2 separate regions of the Homo sapiens genome follow, and region 2 is linked to region 1. Evidence: read pairs that join two places in POLR2A ChIA-PET (ENCODE). Cell type or tissue: MCF 10A. All regions are shown on one strand. Links, peaks and the distances in the headings refer to the core of each region. The heading gives the core; the rest is flanking DNA.

Evidence for each region. ChIA-PET counts read pairs that join two places held together with the same protein. Peaks named below come from ENCODE experiments on the same cell type or tissue, not always from the same donor. Only the 100,000 strongest peaks of a DNase experiment are listed, where the experiment ranks them.
Region 2: POLR2A ChIA-PET joins it to region 1 with 6 read pairs; 5 of 35 experiments call an interaction of 5 or more read pairs at or near these places.

What each region holds. Positions count from the first base shown.
Region 1 is chr12:31,515,742-31,524,255 of GRCh38, reverse strand. All of the region lies in intron 1 of DENND5B (DENN domain containing 5B), which reads left to right. Among named protein-coding and RNA genes, the nearest start is that of DENND5B-AS1, 70 kb to the left of the region's middle. RefSeq lists enhancers at 4,702-5,238, 5,239-5,776 and a silencer at 5,207-5,501. In MCF 10A, for the core only: no CTCF peak of the experiment used is centred there; a DNase peak (open chromatin) is centred at 5,305.
Region 2 is chr12:31,431,795-31,440,308 of GRCh38, reverse strand. DENND5B (DENN domain containing 5B) reads left to right here. Exons shown (of 21, transcript NM_144973.4): 8 at 7,061-7,154. Among named protein-coding and RNA genes, the nearest start is that of LINC02387, 67 kb to the right of the region's middle. In MCF 10A, for the core only: no CTCF peak of the experiment used is centred there; no DNase peak of the experiment used is centred there.

The DNA.
Region 1 (8,514 bases), core at 2,375-7,374:
AAGGCAAGCCCAAATTCAAAAGGAGAGAAATAGACCTCTTAGAGTTTCCTAATAAAAGGTAATTTCATTAAAAATACAATTCATAAATTAGCCCTATGTTTACTACTGTCTTTTCAGCTCTTTTTTTATTCCATGCATTAATTGATTCGTCACCACTTGGATTGTGCCACCAATGTTTCTATGACATGATCTAAAAAAAAAAAAAAAAAAAAAAGGGCTCAGTAGTTTTCACTTAAAAGACAAAGAGGCCCACTGAGCTATTACAGATGTTAATTAGGATTCATTTACTTTAATATGGTAGAAAGAATGCTATGATACCACTTTAGTGATGAACAAAATAAGCTTAATCACATCCTAGGAGCTAAGTATTCTGACATTATAATCTCTTCTCTCAGAGTCCCATCACAGCAGTCTTAGGATTCAAGATCTATTCTTGGGAAACATTATAGAACCAGTGTGTCATGTACATACAAATGAGGGAAAATATAATGGCTTTGGTAATCCTGTAGTTATCTTTCTTGTCATATACTCTTTTTTTCATTTTTAAAAATTGGGGCAAAATTTATATAACATAAAGTTAACCATTCTGAAGTGTACAATTTAATGGCATTTAATACATTCACAGTGTTGTACGACTTTTTTTTTTTTGAGGAAAAGCATATTTTTAGGATAATGTCAAAACAGATTAATAAGATGCTAATAAGATGGCCAGACATTCACTCAGAAGTGTTTTTTGTTTTGTTTTGGTGAAATGGTATGAGAGATATGTTGCCTTACACTTAGGCCACTGCATTCCCGCTTAAGTGCCAGGATTGTGTCAGCAACAGGATGGCCTAAACAATCTCAGTCTTGTCTCCTGCCAGCCCCCTAAATCTTCCAGAATTGCAAGAATAGGCCAGGTGTGGTGGCTCACACCTGTAATCCCAACACTTTGGAAGGCCAAGGCAGGCGGATCACTTGAGGCCAGGAGTTTGAGACCAGCCTGGCCAACATGGCAAACCCCCATCTCTACTAAAAATACAAAAATTAGCCAGGCAGGTGTGGTGGTGCATGCCGGTAATCTCAGTTTCTTGGGAGGTTCGGGTGGGATGATCGCTTGAACCTGGGAGGCGGAGGCTGCAGTGAGCCGAGATCACGCCACTGCACTCCAGCCTGGGCGACAGAATGAGGCTTTTTCTTTAAAAAAAAAAAAAAAGGAAAAAAAAAGGCACATTTATCTCACCTTCCCTCCTATTCTGGGAATGCTAACATCCTCAGGGAATCTCCCATATTGGTCCCCTATAACCCAAGACTTGGGAGTTTCACAGCCCCACTCTAGGTCTGAAAACAACACAAAAGTTGTTCTAAGGGATGAAGCCACCCTCAATAAAACTGGAAGTCAAAGCCTGCATATAAGCCCCACTCCCTCCTGCCTAAAAAAGGAAAGGTATTTAGATGTTTTTGTCATGGATACTTTACTGGGATCAGGTAAGAACTGAACAAATGCAGTAAGTTATTGGAGAGTTAAAGGTTAAAAAAGGCCGTGTGCAGTCGCTCACCTGTAGTCCCAGGGTGAGGCCAGGGCAGGTGTGTCGCTTGAGCTCACAAGTAACGAGACCAGCCGGGGTAACGTGGTGAAACCTCATCTCGACAAAAAATACAAAATTAGCCGGGCATGATGGTGTGTGCCTGTAGTCCCAACTACTTGGGAGCCTGAACTGGGGAGGATGGCTTGAGCCCAGGAGGCAGAGGTTGCAGTGAGCTAGATCGTGCCACTGCTCTTCAGCCAGGGTAATAGAGCCAGACCTTGTCTCAAAATAATAATAGCAATTTTAATAGTTTTAAAATTTTGAACTAGTTAGAACCTCTTTGATATTTACCTCACCTAGGAAATTGGGATCAGCCCAGCTTTCAAAGGGAGGTACATGAATTTAGGACTGCAGAGTACAGCAAATTTTAGTTCCTGATATGGCCATGCTTTCCTAAGAAGTTTCCAAAGGTTATTGACTCTCAGCTTAGCCTTTTCTACTGCACAATGTGATAGATGCTGTAAATCAGCGTTTAGAGGTGTTTATCTAACTCTCCCTAGTGGGAGATGGGGAAATTTTCACTGAGAATGTAACTCTGCACCATGAGCAGATGTTTGCTAAGTGGGCAAGGATTGAGTGGGGGATGTCTTAAACTGAGGGAAAACATTTGTAAAAGCAGAAAGGGGTGAGGATATGACAGCAAATTTACTATAGCTAACATGAGAGAGAAGAGGAAGGGTAGTAAATAGAATTGAAGAGGGTAGCCAAGGGCCAAATATAAATTTGTATTACAAGCTAAGGAATTTTTATCCAGTCATAAAGAGCCACTGAAAGATTTTATGCAGGGGATTATAATGATCAGATTAGCATATTAAGAAGATGATTTTGGCAATAGTATGGAGTCTGGTTGATAGGGAGGCCAGGTAGGAGGCTACTGAAGTAGTCTGGACAAGAGATGAAGTGTACCTAAACTAAGGCATGGGGATGGAACGGAACTTAGCATTACAGGCAGTTACTTAAATGGCTAGGGGAAGCAAGAGGAAGCAAGAATCATTCCTTGGTTTAATGGTTTGGATGGATGGTGGTGGTCTTTGTTGACGCTAGATATACAGGAGTAGAAAAGCCACTAAAAAAACCCACACACATTTCTGTTTTATGTAGGCATCTTGTATAGGACAGACTAACAAAAATGAAACTGTTTCTTAAATTTAATTGAAATACAATCAGCAATTTTCTCATTATAATTTTACTTAACCCTGTACAGTTCAGTCTACAAAAATAAGTATTGGTAGAATAGCCAGGTGCAGTGGTGTGTGCCTGTATTCCCAAGCTGCTCTGGAGGCTGAGGCAGGTGGATCACTTGAACCCGGGAGTTCGAGTGCAGCCAGAGCAGCATAGTGAGACGCTGTCTCTAAATATTAAAAAAAAAAAAAAGTTTTTTTGTACTAAAGTGAATGTCTGATATCTGCACACCCCACAGAATGTACAGTGGAATTCTAATGCCTTATCTCTGAACTTACTATATATAACATTGATATAACCTTTTCTATTGTTTTTGACGCCTATTTTATTCAGTTAGCATTATTTCCCTTGGCATCCTTATAGCCAGGCAATCCCTTATGATGAAATTAAAAAAAAAAAAAAGACCAACTTTAATGATCTAAGGCTGTGCTGCTTGATATGGGAGCCACTTAGCCACATGTGACTTGAGTATTTGAAACTTGACTAGTTCAAAATGAAATGAGCTGTAGATGTAAAATACTCACTGGATTTCAAAGATTTAATATCTCACTAACATTTTTGTATGTTTATTACATGTTGGAGCAATATTTTGGATACAAGAAGTAAAATTTATTGTCATGATGAATTTTTCCTGTTTTTGTTGTTGTTGTTGTTGTTGTTGTTAACTATTTTTAAAATGTAGCTACCCCTGTAATCCCAGCACTTTGGGAGGCCGAGGTGTGTGGATCATGAGGTCAGGAGATCGAGACCATCCTGGCTAACACAGTGAAACCCTGTCTCTATTAAAAATACCAAAAATTAGCCGGGCATGGTGGCACACACCTGTAGTCCCAGCTAGTCGGGAGGCTGAGGCAGGAGAATCGCTTGAACCCAGGAGGTGGAGGTTGCAGTGAGCTGAGATCACACCACTGTACTCCAGCCTGGATGACAGAGTGAGACTCTTTCTCAAAAAGAAAAAAAAGTAGCTACTAGAAAAATTTAAATTATATATATGGTTCACATTATCTTTCTATTAACTTTCTTTGCTTACTAAGTTTATTTCAGTTCCATTATCTGCCTAGTTTCTATGCTAGGTGTGCCTAACTTCTATACTAGCTAGAGATTTGCTGCATATGATTAACAGCTGTTTCATTTTAATTCATTATAAGTGCCTGGAAACTGCAATAATGCAAAATTGTCTTCCCATATTTTGGAAACAAGGTTAAAAAGTTCTATAGCACCCTATAGTTGATTAGTAAGAACTTCAACGCAGAATATCTGCAGGAAACTGATTTTTGTAGATGTTATCACAATTCATTTTGATATCTGTAAGTTGGATAGTGTTTATTAACTCTTCTGCAAATAAATTATTTCTTAGAATGAAAGTCTCCAAGCTGGTACATGGATAGGATTGGACTAGAGAAAAAGCTTATTTGAAACACATTTTATGAGGGTTTTCATTTATTGCCTAAACACTATAAAATTTTTTTGCCATGTTCCAGTTGACACAGGCCAAGAAATGCCTGAACAGGTAGCAAACACACCTAGCAAACAGGGATGGCTACCATATCAAAAAGTCTCTCTGCTAAGGTGAGGTGCAGGGTTTCTTTTTGGGGTGATGAAAATGTTCTAAAATTAGATAGTAGTGATGCTCACACAACTCTATAAATATACTAAAATCACTGAATTGTATACTTTAAAAGGGTGAGTGTAAGGGTATGTGCAATATAGCTCAATAAAGCTGTTATAAAAAAATTCTGAAGCATGCTTATCTGTTGCAGTTACTGATTTACTAGTCATTTAATGAGAATTAAGTGAGCAGACACAGAAAGCAACCATATGTTCAAGAACTACAGTGATCAGACAAAAATGGACTGTCCTTTTTTGACTTCTGTGTGAGCCCCACAGATCTGGTGGCATTTAGGGAAGCCTAATGGCCTTCTTTTGTGAGTACTTGTGAAAGTTACTAACAATGTATTAGATTGCTAATACATTCAAATTCTAATGTAAAATGAATGTGATACACTGAAAGGTACAGACTGAATCCAGCAGATGAGTAGAAAGAAAACCACTCCAATATTTAATCATTTGTTGTTAAGGAATTTATCCATTAACAAAGTTTTTAGACAGAGTTGTTTATATCTACTCAAGGTGTCATTATGCACATCTGTTTCTTGTACCTCAGGTTCATCCTATAGAAAATCATGCTAACTCACAAGTCATGCAGTGTTTTCAAAAAGACAAGTCATGCAGTGTTTTCAAGTTCAGAGAGTAGCAAAGGATGCAAATCTAATTTCTTTACCATTTGCTACCATCTGAAGTTAGTAACATTTTTTGGCTAATCACCAAGCACCCAGAAAGAAAGAAATAGAGCAAATTTGGTGCATCGTTTGTCTTCCGTATCTCCTTTCGAAGTCATTTCCACAGGATAAGTGCCAAAGCACAGAAAAGAAGCTAGGCCCCACTTTTACTCTCATGAACAAAAGTCTTCCCATAGATTTTTACATAGCTGCTGCATTTGTCATCCCTTTCCTGAAGAGCTTTGTTGCTGTGGTCTTGCTCTAGGGCTGCTTTCAGCAACATTTCTGACGCAGGTTTAATGCTGATTAGCCCTAAAACAATTCTAGGGCAGGGCTCCCTGCCAGGATAAAGAATGAACAAAATTGGTTTGCATATAGGCCAGCTGCAGTTGCTGCAGCTAGAGTCTGTCAAACTAGGACCATTTTCTTGTTTACCAAGATGAGGTTAAATTAGCACAGCATGAGGCAAAAAAAAAAGATTTAAAAAACCCAGAAAATTAGCTATGCTTTTGAGTATGATGCAGTGAGTGTGGAATTAAGGTGATTTTAAGTTAGTTTGAGAAGGGAAGGTAATATACAGTACTAAAAGCTTGATTAAAAGCTGCTTGAAGATATTTGCTTGCTAACTATCTTAGTAAAAAAAAAAAAAGGTATATTTGAATAGTGCCTCAAAGCTCACAGATTACATGTAGAAAAGTCTGTTGGCCCATTTTTATTGAGTATGTGCCTCATGCTTACATGCTTAGCCCTGGTCCTGGCACAAGGGTACAGAGGTGGACATTTAATAGAGGAAGACACTGTCTTTGAGACTGGGTTTCTGGAGACTCTTAATTCAAGCCTCAGCTCTGTCTTTAATTCTCACCTTAGGCAAACCATGTTAGCTGAGCATCTGTGTTCTCCTAATGTAAACAATGAGAGAGGGAGAGGGACTGCTCAGGCTCTTAAAGATAATTCAAGTCTAACATTTTTTGAATTATTTGTTTGTGTAGTGTTATTTCCTAAAATATTTGAATCAAGTTTTATGTGTTCATAGTCTCTGATAGTGGGACATCCAGTCTGGTTGAGGAGGAAAGATGAGCTGTGTAATCAGAGAAGCTGAATGTGAGAGGTTTCTGACTTCCAGAGCTTCAGTTTATAAAGCTCTTTCCCTGCCTCTCCACTTTGCACTGCTCCCATTGCAGAGACTGCCCGCAGATCTACCTTTGGGAACTCAGGCTTTTTATTCCAGCAATGCAAGGCTGAGTTGAGGGAAGGAGCCCCCACTTTCTCATCCACCTGCAAAGGCAAGAGTACATAGCTGCAGGTAACAAGTTATAGGAAGGGTTAGTGTGAGGCAGAAAGGCACAGTAAAGGATAAACTTCATAGTGTTTGATGATCCCCAAAGTGTCATTTGACTTCTTAGACTCCCAGAACCCCTGTGCTTCACTTCCCAGCCCTTCATCAACTCTGGATTCAAGGACTTCTGAACTTGATCTCTGTCACTTTCTCCTCCCTGACCTTCCCAGATCCCAGTCTTGGATCATTAAAAGCACCCCTACTAGTTTAGGGCTGGGAAATGAGGAGACTTAATCATCTTATAACATTGTTCCTATGGGAGGTGAATTCTTTTACAGACTAACGTCCAAATACAATCGTTAGTAAAACTAAGGCTACAGCTGTTAATTTAACTGAAGCTTGTGTAGTTATGGAGAGATTGTTTCTTTTATCAGTTCATATTTCTATGCACTTCTCATTCAGTACTGTGCTATACTTTTCACTGCCCTTCACCTCAGCTAAGATGGTTTTCACCTTAAGTCTCAAGACAAAGGCAGCAAACAGCCAATACAGAATTAGGGCATAGAGCTGGGTGTGATACAGGGTGCTAACTACTCATAGTCCGCTTTAAGCGCAGGATAGAGGACATTCTCACAGAAAAACAAAACAAAACAAACATTTGCCTATATTAGATAATCAAGTGGGTAGGGCTTAGAGAAAAAAGGAATCACCGTGGGTTGTAGTGGGGTAGTTTATACATGTAGGAAACAGTCCTGAAAGATATGGATGTGCAGAATGGAGGCTGATGTTCTGAGCTCCAGCTGAGGGAATTTTCATTTATCTAAAGTTTTTATTTCTGTTTTTTTTTCCCCAGCCGAATTTAAGATTCATATTTCTGTTTTAAAAAGTTGTGAAATGAATATAGCAAAGTGTTAACATTTGTTGAATTCAGGAGGGAAGGTATCTACACACAGTGTTAATTATTTCTGTTTTACTTCTCTATATGCTCTAATTTCTTCTTTTTAATTTTTTTGAGATAGGGTCTCACTCTGTTGCCCAGGCTGGAGTGCAGTGGCACGATCAGGGCTCACTGCAGCCTCAACATCCTGGACTCAAGCAGCCCTCCCACTTCAGTCTCCCAAAGTGCTGGGATTAGAAGGTGTGAGCCACAGGGCCCAGCCTGAAATTTTTTAAAATTACAGACAGGAAAATAAATTGCATTAAAGTTGAGCAGCCCAAGAAACAAAGGAAAGAACTTAAATAATATATAGATCAGATGGTCAGCTCTTGAAAAGGTAGGTGTTAATGGCAGTCAGATATTATATCAGTCTTGAAGGAGCACATAAATCGTATATTGTTTTGCAACCAAAGAACAGAAAAATGACTGCTATCATCAATGATGAAAGCTCAAATGTGATGAAGAAATGGAAAAAATAGATAATGGGCCAAGGTTTCTTCATGGCTTGGGGTTAACTTTTTTTTTTTTTTTTTTTTGAGACAGGGTCTCACTCTTATTGTCCAGGCTAGAGAGGAGTGGCGTGATCACAGCTCACTGCAACCTCACCATCCCTAGACTCAGGTGATCCAGTTCAACCTCCCAAGTAGCTGTCTGGGACTATAGGTGTGCACCACCACAGCTGTCTAATTTTTATATTTTTTGTGGAGACAAGGTTTTGCCATGTTGCCCAGGCTGGTCTCAAACTCGTGGGCTCAAGTGATCTGCCCACCTTAGCCTCCCAAAGAGCTAACAGACGCGAGCCACCGTGCCCACCCATGCTTAATTTGTTTAGGTGCGAGATATACTAACACAGAGAATATGCTGTACATCATTAGAGAAAATGAATATAAATAAATGACATACTTTAGTAATTATCAAAAGGAGCAAGTTCAGCCCAATAAACAAGGGGCAACCTAGTTTTCATACCCATACATCTACGTGCAAGATAAGTGTAATCACTTTTTTCGGAAAGAGTAGCTTTTAATGCATATATTTAAATTATTTTAAGATATGCTCTAAAGCCTCTCCATTGTGCTATAATTGTCTCTAACAGTTGAATTTTTGCCTTTTCAAGAATTTCTTCTATAAATGCTGAGGGAAGAACCATTACTGATAAATTTTCTATATTCCTAATATGCTTGGCTAAGCTTGTAGCAAGGCTCAATATATTTGTTGGTTGGCAGTACAGAATTTTGAGTAGTCTATTTATACCAGTAATATTGTGTTACTAGT
Region 2 (8,514 bases), core at 1,335-6,334, 83 kb after region 1:
GGAGGCTGAGGAGGAAGTATTCCTTGAGGCCAGGAGTTGGAAGCCACGACGTGCAATGATTGTGTCTGTGAATAACCTCCAGCATAGGCAACATAATGAGACCTCATCTTTATTTTAAAAAAAGAAAAAAAATGTGCTAATAGATACTGATGGTTGTGAGGGTTCAAACTTTCCAGATAATGGTACTAGATACAATATTCTATTTTTCAGAAGTGGATGATAATTAAGAGAATTTTCCATAAGAACAGATTAGCCATCAGTTTATTAATTTTTTCTTTTATTTGTGAAGTATCCTAATTGTTCGAATCACTTTGATCTGGATAGACTATTAGTTTAACAGTTTTTGTTTCCTTTTTTTTTTTTTTTTTTTTTTTTTTTTGAGACGGAGTCTCCCTCTGTTGCCCAGGCCAGAGTGCAATGGTACGATCTCAGCTCACCGCAACCTCCACCTCCCAGGTTCAAGCGATTCTCCTGCCTCAGCCTCCCTGAGTAGCTGGGATTACAGGCATGCGCCACTACGCCAGGCTAATTTTATTTTTTTATTAGAGACAGGGTTTTACTATGTTGGTTAGGCTGGTCTAGAAATCCTGACCTCAGGTTATCCGCCCACCTCGGCCTCCCAAAGTGCTGGGATTACAGGCGTGAGCCACTGCACCCGGTGCTTTTTTTTCCTTTTGATGGCATTAGATTGTTCATTCATTCATTTGGCAAATATTTATGGAACTCTTACTATATGTGAGGACTGTCCTAGTCACCACGAGTTTATTAATGAACAAAACAACAAAAATCTCTGCTTCCAAGTGCAAGTAAACAAAAAAAAAAGGAACCTAATATGTCAAGTAACATGTCAGATGATAAGAGTTATGAAGAAAAACAAAGTAGGAAAGAAAAGTAGAGAGTGCTTAGGAGGGAGGAGTTTAATTTTGAAATCTTATAGCCTTATTTTCTTGCTTTTGCCTTATATATAATCTTATGGTTTCCCATTTCCACACGAAGCCTCAGTCATTACGTTTTCAGGTAGATATAGTCAAGAGAAAAGATCTCAGAACAATTGCAGGGTAAATGGATTTATAACCATGCCTGTGGATCAACTGTTGAGAGAACTTCATATGCTGTTTACAAGACAGAACAAAATAAGCAGTCTTTAGTATTTCAGCAATTGTGATTATCATTGGTAAAATTATGCTTAGTAAATAAAGTTTAATAATGCAAAGAATAAATTAATTACTTAACAAGACCAGGAATGTGTGGACTTCATAGCAGTTTGCTTAAGCGCAGTGCTCATTTCCCTGTTTTGAAAATAAAATTAAGTAGGCCATTTTGTTCCACAGAGTGTATAGTAAGAGCTAGTTATATTTAAGTTAATCTTTATCCTTTTCTGCCTGCCAAAGACACAGTTTTATGCCATTTATATTTTTGTGCCTTCCTTTTCGTTTATTATATAAGTCCGTTAGCTAGTATTTATATTCTGTTTCATATTTTTACTATTTATTTGGACTACCTTGCCCATTAACCCTAATTTTTAAAATCCCTGAGCAAACTTTGTGTTATACTGACCTTTTTTGCTACAGGGCTGTTTTCAAGGCCTCCATATCAAAGATCTACACCCAGGTCTTTGTACATTTTGTTTGTTATTTATATTCTATTCTTCCCCTTTAAAGATCTTCAGGTTGTGTTTATATTCTGTTTCAGAATCTTAATGTGTTTTTTGTGGTTCATAATTTTCAATCACCCCCGATTCTTTTTGTATCCTTTTTACAGTCTTACATTGCTCTTTTGCTTTGGAGACATTTCCAGGGATTCCACTTCAAAGATCTGTAACTAGATCTTTGCACATTTTTCCCTTATATAAACCATAAACCTACTCCTCTTCTTAAGAAACTATTTTGAGAGGGGCTACCTTCCTTGATACCATTGTAAAAAGAGTAAGTATTCTTAGGATAATGAATACATTTCATGAGGATGATAGGTAAGAGCTGAGAAAATTTTAAAAAATAGATGGATACAATATTTGCTCTTTAAAAATCTGGAATATTGGCCAGGCGCAGTGCCTCATGCCTGTAATCCCAGCAGTTTGGGAGGCCAAGACAGGTGGATAACAAGGTCAGGAGTTCAAGGCCAGCCTGGCCGAGATGGTGGAACCCCATCTCTACTAAAATACAAAAATTAGCCGGGCACGGTGGCTGGAGCCTGTAATTCCAGATACTCGGGAGGCTGAGGCAGGAGAATCACTTGAGCGGCAGAGGTTGCAGTGAGCTGAGATCAAGCCACTGCACTCCAGCTTGGGTGACAGAGTGAGACTTCGTCTCAAAAAAAGAAAAAATCTGGAATACTAGAAAGTGATGGGGTTAATTTTTAACCACTCAGAATCGCATCACCATGGAATGTTAAAATGTGATATTATGCTCTTACATAGCAAGGTTGGGGGAGCAGGAGAACGGGAGTGCACACATCTTGTTTTTGAAACAAAATTAAAATGTTTATAGAATGTTATACCTTTTTTATTACTGTATCATTAGCATTCTCATATTATTAGAAATTTGAATTTTTTAATGACTGCATGAGATTTCATTGTATACTACCCTCTACTGTTGAACATTTCGGTTGTTTTGAGTATATTTTCTTGATTCTACTGTTGGTTGTACGATCTGCAATTAACTCAAAGGCTTTTAGGAAAAAGTATATATTAAACATGCATATGGACTGAAAGATGCATCCTAATTTCAGGAACATTTAAAAGCCAAAATGTGAGTCTTGGAATAAAGGAAATACAGTTTGTTATTACATATCTATATGCTGTGATGAACATCTGTAAACCTACATGTTAGACTGCATCTCTGTTTACTTAATTGTATTTATACAAGGGGCAGATGATGGCCAGGCATGGTGGTTCACGCCTGTAATCCCAGCACTTTGGGAGGCCGAGGCCAGAGGATCACGAGGTCAGGAGATCGAGACCATCCTGGCTAACACAGTGAAACCCCGTCTCTACTAAAAATACAAAAAATTAGCCTGGCGGGTGCCTGTAGTCCCAGCTACTCGGGAGGCTGAGGCAGGAGAATGGCATGAACCCGGGAGGCAGAGCTTGCAGTGAGCCAAGATTGTGCCACTGCATTCCAGCCTGGACGACAGAGTGAGACTCCGTCTCAAAAAAAAAAAAAAGGGGGGGGCAGGTGCTATAGTAGACTTTGCCAGTAAGATGGCTGACAGACAAGATACTGGCCCTTCTAGAGGAGATTTTATAGAAAATGGAGATAAGTAACTATAATACTCTGTGATAGATACTATAATTGAGGCGTACAGGATGGGTAGCTAACTTAGATTTGAAAGAGTCATAGAACACTTTCTGGAAGCAGTGGCCTCTAATCTATCTGAAAGGTGAATGAAAGTTGGGAGAAAACTTCATGGACAAAGGCTCAGAGGTGACAGAACTTATTTCATTGGAAACACTGAGGTTGAAAATTGCAGGAGCTGGGTCGGGCGCAGTGACTCACGTCTGTAATCCCAGCACTTTGGGAGGCTGAGGCGGGCGGATCACCTGAGCTCAGGAGTTCCAGACCAGCCTGGCCAACATGGTGAAACCCCGTCTCCACTAAAAATACAAAACTTAGCTGGGCATGTTGGCACATGCCTGTAATCCCAGCTGCTTGGAAGGCTGAGGCAGGAGAATTGCTTGAACCTGGGAGGCAGAGGTTGCCGTGAGCTGAGATTGCGGCATTGCACTCCAGCCTGGGTGACAAGAGCAAAACTCTATCTCCAAAAAAAAAGAAAATTGCAGGAGCTTAAAAGTAGAAAGAGCGATCAGCAGTACTAAATGTAGAAGAGGTTTTGAGTAAGCTAAGGATCAAATAATAGCCATTGGATTTGGCAGTTAGGGGTTTCAGTGGCTTCATCAAGAGGATTTTTAGGATTGGGCACGGTAGCTCATGCCTGTAATCCCAGCACTTTGGGAGGCCGAGGCGGGCAGATCACTTGAGGTCAGGAGTTCGAGACCAGCCTGGCCAACATAATGAAACCCTGTCTCTACTAAACAATACTAAAATTAGCTGGGTTTGGTGGCACATACCTGTAGTCCCAGCTACTTGGGAGGCTGAGGCAGGAGAATCACTTGAACCCGGGAGACGGAGGTTGCAGTGAGATCACGCCACTGCACTCCAGCCTGGGTGGTAGCCTGAGACTCCGTCTCAAAAAAAAAAAGTGGGGGGGCTTTAGGCAGCTGGGAACAGACACACCTGTAATCCCGGCACTTTGGGAGGCTGAGACAGGCAGATCGCATTAAGCTCAGGAGTTCAAGACTGATCTAGGCAACATGGTAAAACCCTGTCTCTACAAAAAATACAAAAATTAGCTGAGCATTGGTGGCTTGCACCTGTAATCCCACCTACTTGGGAGGCCGAGGTGGGCGGATCACATGAAGGTCAGGAGTTCGAGACCAGCCTGGCCAACATGGTGAAACCCCATCTCTACTAAAAATACAAAAATTAGCCGGGTGTGGTGGTGTGCACCTGTGATCCCAGCTATTCGGGAGACTGAGGCAGGAGAATCACTTGAACCCAGGAGGTGGAGGTTGCAGTGAGCCGAGGTCTTGCCACTGTACTCCAGCCTGGGCGACAGAACAAGACTCCGTCTCAAACAAACAAACAAACTAAAACAAAATTTAAAAAGCGTTTTCAAGGGAAGTAGATGATTTGAAATGAACTGAAGATCCAAACGTAAATAAGTAGAAGTCTTACATCTAAATATTTTAAGAATTTTTACATCAGAGGTGTGAAGAAACAGATGTTAACATGACTACAGAGGGCCACGAGGGAGACCAACATGCTTGTCAGCTGAAGAGATTCCACTGAGAAAAAGATTGGCGATACAGCAAAGGAGGTGACTAATGGAGCGGGTTGAAAAGACGGGAGAATTGGTCAAGGATGCAAGTGGAAGACACAGTTTTGAGCCTTGGCTAATGTATTTTATACTTTGAGATTAGAAGAAAGATGAGGATGTTTATGTGTGTGTATTGTCTAAGTAGAGGGCAGGAAGAAGGAGGCAAGGGTACCTGAGGGTGAAGAGTTTGCAGTAGTCTTTGAGGAGAATGGGGAAGAGTTGATAAAAGGCAGGTGAAGTGATTCATGGGTAGTCGTGAGAGAAATTGGGAACTAGTCTGTGTGGGTACGGGAATAGGGAAGTGAGGGGATAGTCTTCATCCGGGGTTTGGGGCTCTGGTGGGCAGGTAAGGAGGGAAGTAGAGGATTATTACAGAGGAGAGAGTGCTAGAATGGGAGTAGTTTAGGTGGCTTTCCGCAGAATTTATGTTCATAACAGAAAGACGAGAAAGCACCAGGGGTCTTAAGTGAGAGTCAAGGCATGGAAGAGCTAATGTAATGGGAGATGGGGGTCAGTGGCTAAGATGGTGGAGTTCAGGATTTCTGAGGTAGAGGAGTTCTGGATGACCATTGGATTTGGAGAGGAGTTCTGGATGACCATTTGATTTAGTGTGATGTCCTGGTTGCGTCTAAAGCTGAGTGGAGGTGAAGTTGCATGTTAGACGACCCCAGAATTTTAAGACAAAGTTATCTATATAGTCTTTGTACTTCCCATAGCAGGGAAGAAAAGAAAACTGAGCCAGGTTCCAAATTCTTCACTGAATGAAGATGATAGAAAGGAGTGATTAAGGATAATCGCTGGATGGTTGAGTCTTACACACTAAGCTGGAGCCTGTAGGTAGCTAGGCTGGCGACAAAAGGACCTTTGAATAAGGGAAACATTATATATTTTTAAGCCCCTCATATCATCCAGGGCAGGTCTGGGTCTAGGGCACATGAGTTGAATCATTATTAACCAAAAACAAAGGTATTTGAGCTGGAAGGCAACTTACATCTTCGGCCATACCACCTTGAACGCACCTGATCTCATCTGAAAGGCAGTTTCGATACCAGCAGTTTAGTAGCAGAGAAGATTATTATAGAACTAGCACTGATTTTATCAATCATTTAGAAACAGAATGGAGGTTACTATACTGGAACATAGTAATTAGGGGAGAAGTGATATAAGATCAGAGAGAATGAAGCAGAGGTCTTTATATTTAAGAGTTTTATAGGCCTTGGAAAAGAGCTCAGGTTTTATTTTAAACTCATTTGTCCTGCATATTTTGATACTGAGTTTATATTATAAATATTTTCTAAAACTGATAAACACAAGCTATCACTTCAGAAACACAGTCATGAAATTTTAGAGCAAAAAGGAATCACAGTGGTCTTTGAGTACAACCCTTAGACTTTACAGATGAGGACTCACTCTTATGAGTTTGAATCTTTCTATTTATCTTGAGATGGGATATCACTGTCATCCAGGCTGGAATGCAGGAGTGCAGTCGTGGCACACTGCGGCCCCAAACTCCTGGGCTCAAATTATCTTCCCACTTCAGCCTCCCAAGTAGCTAAGGAGGCTAATTTTTTAAATTTTTTGTAGAGACAGTCTCACTATGTTGCCTAGGCTGGTCTCGAACTACTGGCCTCAAGTGATCCGGCCAAAGTGCTAGGATTACAGGTGTAAGCCATTGCAACTAGTCAAGTTGGATAGAAATCTTTCCTTAAAAGGTTGGAAGCTTCATACATTTCTATTCTTTTAGGACGCTAGAATTAAGTAATTCTAAATTATGGGTTTTGAGAATATTCTTTGTATTAAAAAATATTCATAATATTTACTTTGAGCAAGTCAAGGCATTACTATTATATGTCAATATAATCAAGGACTAACTCGGTTAAGATTTGACTTATTGTTATGTATGTAAGTATCTAAAGTGTATTGATACTGTGCCTTTTTGACCTCAGTTTTTAAAAATTCTGATTGTGGTGATGACAGCACATATCTGGAAAGATACTAAAAACCGTTTGGTTGTATGTTTTAAATGGGTGCATAGTATGGTATTTTAATTATATTTTAACAAAGCTGCTATATATTTTTTAAATAATTGATTTTAAAATGTGTGTGTCAGTCTTTTGTGTTGAATGGTTAATGCTTTCTATTTTAAAGATAAGGAACACATTTTTAAATAATTTGATTGTTTCAGTCGCTGGGTAAGTCGGAGTGCCACTGCACAGCGCAGGAAAGAACGCCTTCGCCAGCATTCTGAGCATGTTGGGCTGGACAACGACTTGAGGGAGGTATGTGGTCTACCTTCCTGGGGTGCCTCACAGCAAGCGCCATGAACTAGGCTTATTCCTTCCAGCAGATGTCATTGTGTAGATTCTTAATGTTCTTTAAAAAAAAAACTGTTTAGTTATAGTTTAAAATATTAATCCTTTTGTACGGACATATAGCAGAAAACACCCTTTTTTCCATTTTTGTAATTTCAAGACATCTATAATAAGGCTCTAAAACAAGTCTTTCTGTGTATTACATCAAGTAAAGATCAAGTTGAGGATAAATTTTTAGTTACTATGTCTCCTATAGGAGAAAAATTGTCTGCATGAGAAGCCTAGACATTTCTAAGTTTCAAGCATAATTATAAGGAGTAGTGTGATGTACTTGCCTATGCTTTGTTCTTGGCTTGCTGGCACCAGTTTTTTTTCTTGAATCTCTAAATCTACTTTATATTTTTGAAAGTGTTTTAAAACTATTTTTAAATTAAGATCCTTACACTTTTATTTGTACTCTTTGAAAATAAGACCATAATTATACAACAAGTAAGTTTTGATTTTTTTCTGTGTGAAATCTGCATATATATATAGTGTCTTGCTATGTTGCCCAGGTCTTGAACTCCTGGGCTCAAGCAGTGCTCCTGCCTCAGCCTCCCAAAGTATTGGGATTACAGGTGTGAGCTGCCATGCCCAGCCTGATTGTTTCGTTTCTTATGATCAAAAGAGAAATGCAATCAGAAGACTTGTTAACTGTTTTCTAGTATCAAATTTGTAAAAATAAAGCAGAAAACATCATCCCAAACATCTCTTGTTTTTGTTGTGTTCATACATATATGATTTTAAACATTTTATTAAGAACTGAGGCATCACCTGTGTAGTGCTTTTTTTTTTCCGGCTACTGTATTTTCTTCCCTTCCCTCTCTTTTGCTGTGATTTTATCATATGCATGCTTGTTCTGCTTGTCTCTTTCTCCCTATCCTTTTCTTTTTTGCTTTCCTGTCATTGGCATTTCTCCATCCTCTTAGCCTTCCGGGGAACTTTTGGTCTGTCAGAACTCCATGGCATTCTGGGAGTGGGACCAGGGTCCACCTCCTCCTGCACGACTTCCTAAAAAATCCTTCTCTGAGTGCTGCCTGGTATGTTCTTTGCTTGAAAGTGCTTTACCAGATGTTCCCCCAATCTTGTCTTTGGTGTTACTTGAATGTTACACATGTGTGAGTGCACATAGCTCTAGAATGCCTCACATGACCTTGAGATGTGAACTCACACTCCCCATTTTGCTCTCTGCTTCTTGTTATGTTTAGTCCCTTTCTGTGTTTGTGTGTGCTAATATGAGTAATTCTATGCTGCTGACATGTAAAACTAATCATTTGGGTCTCTAATC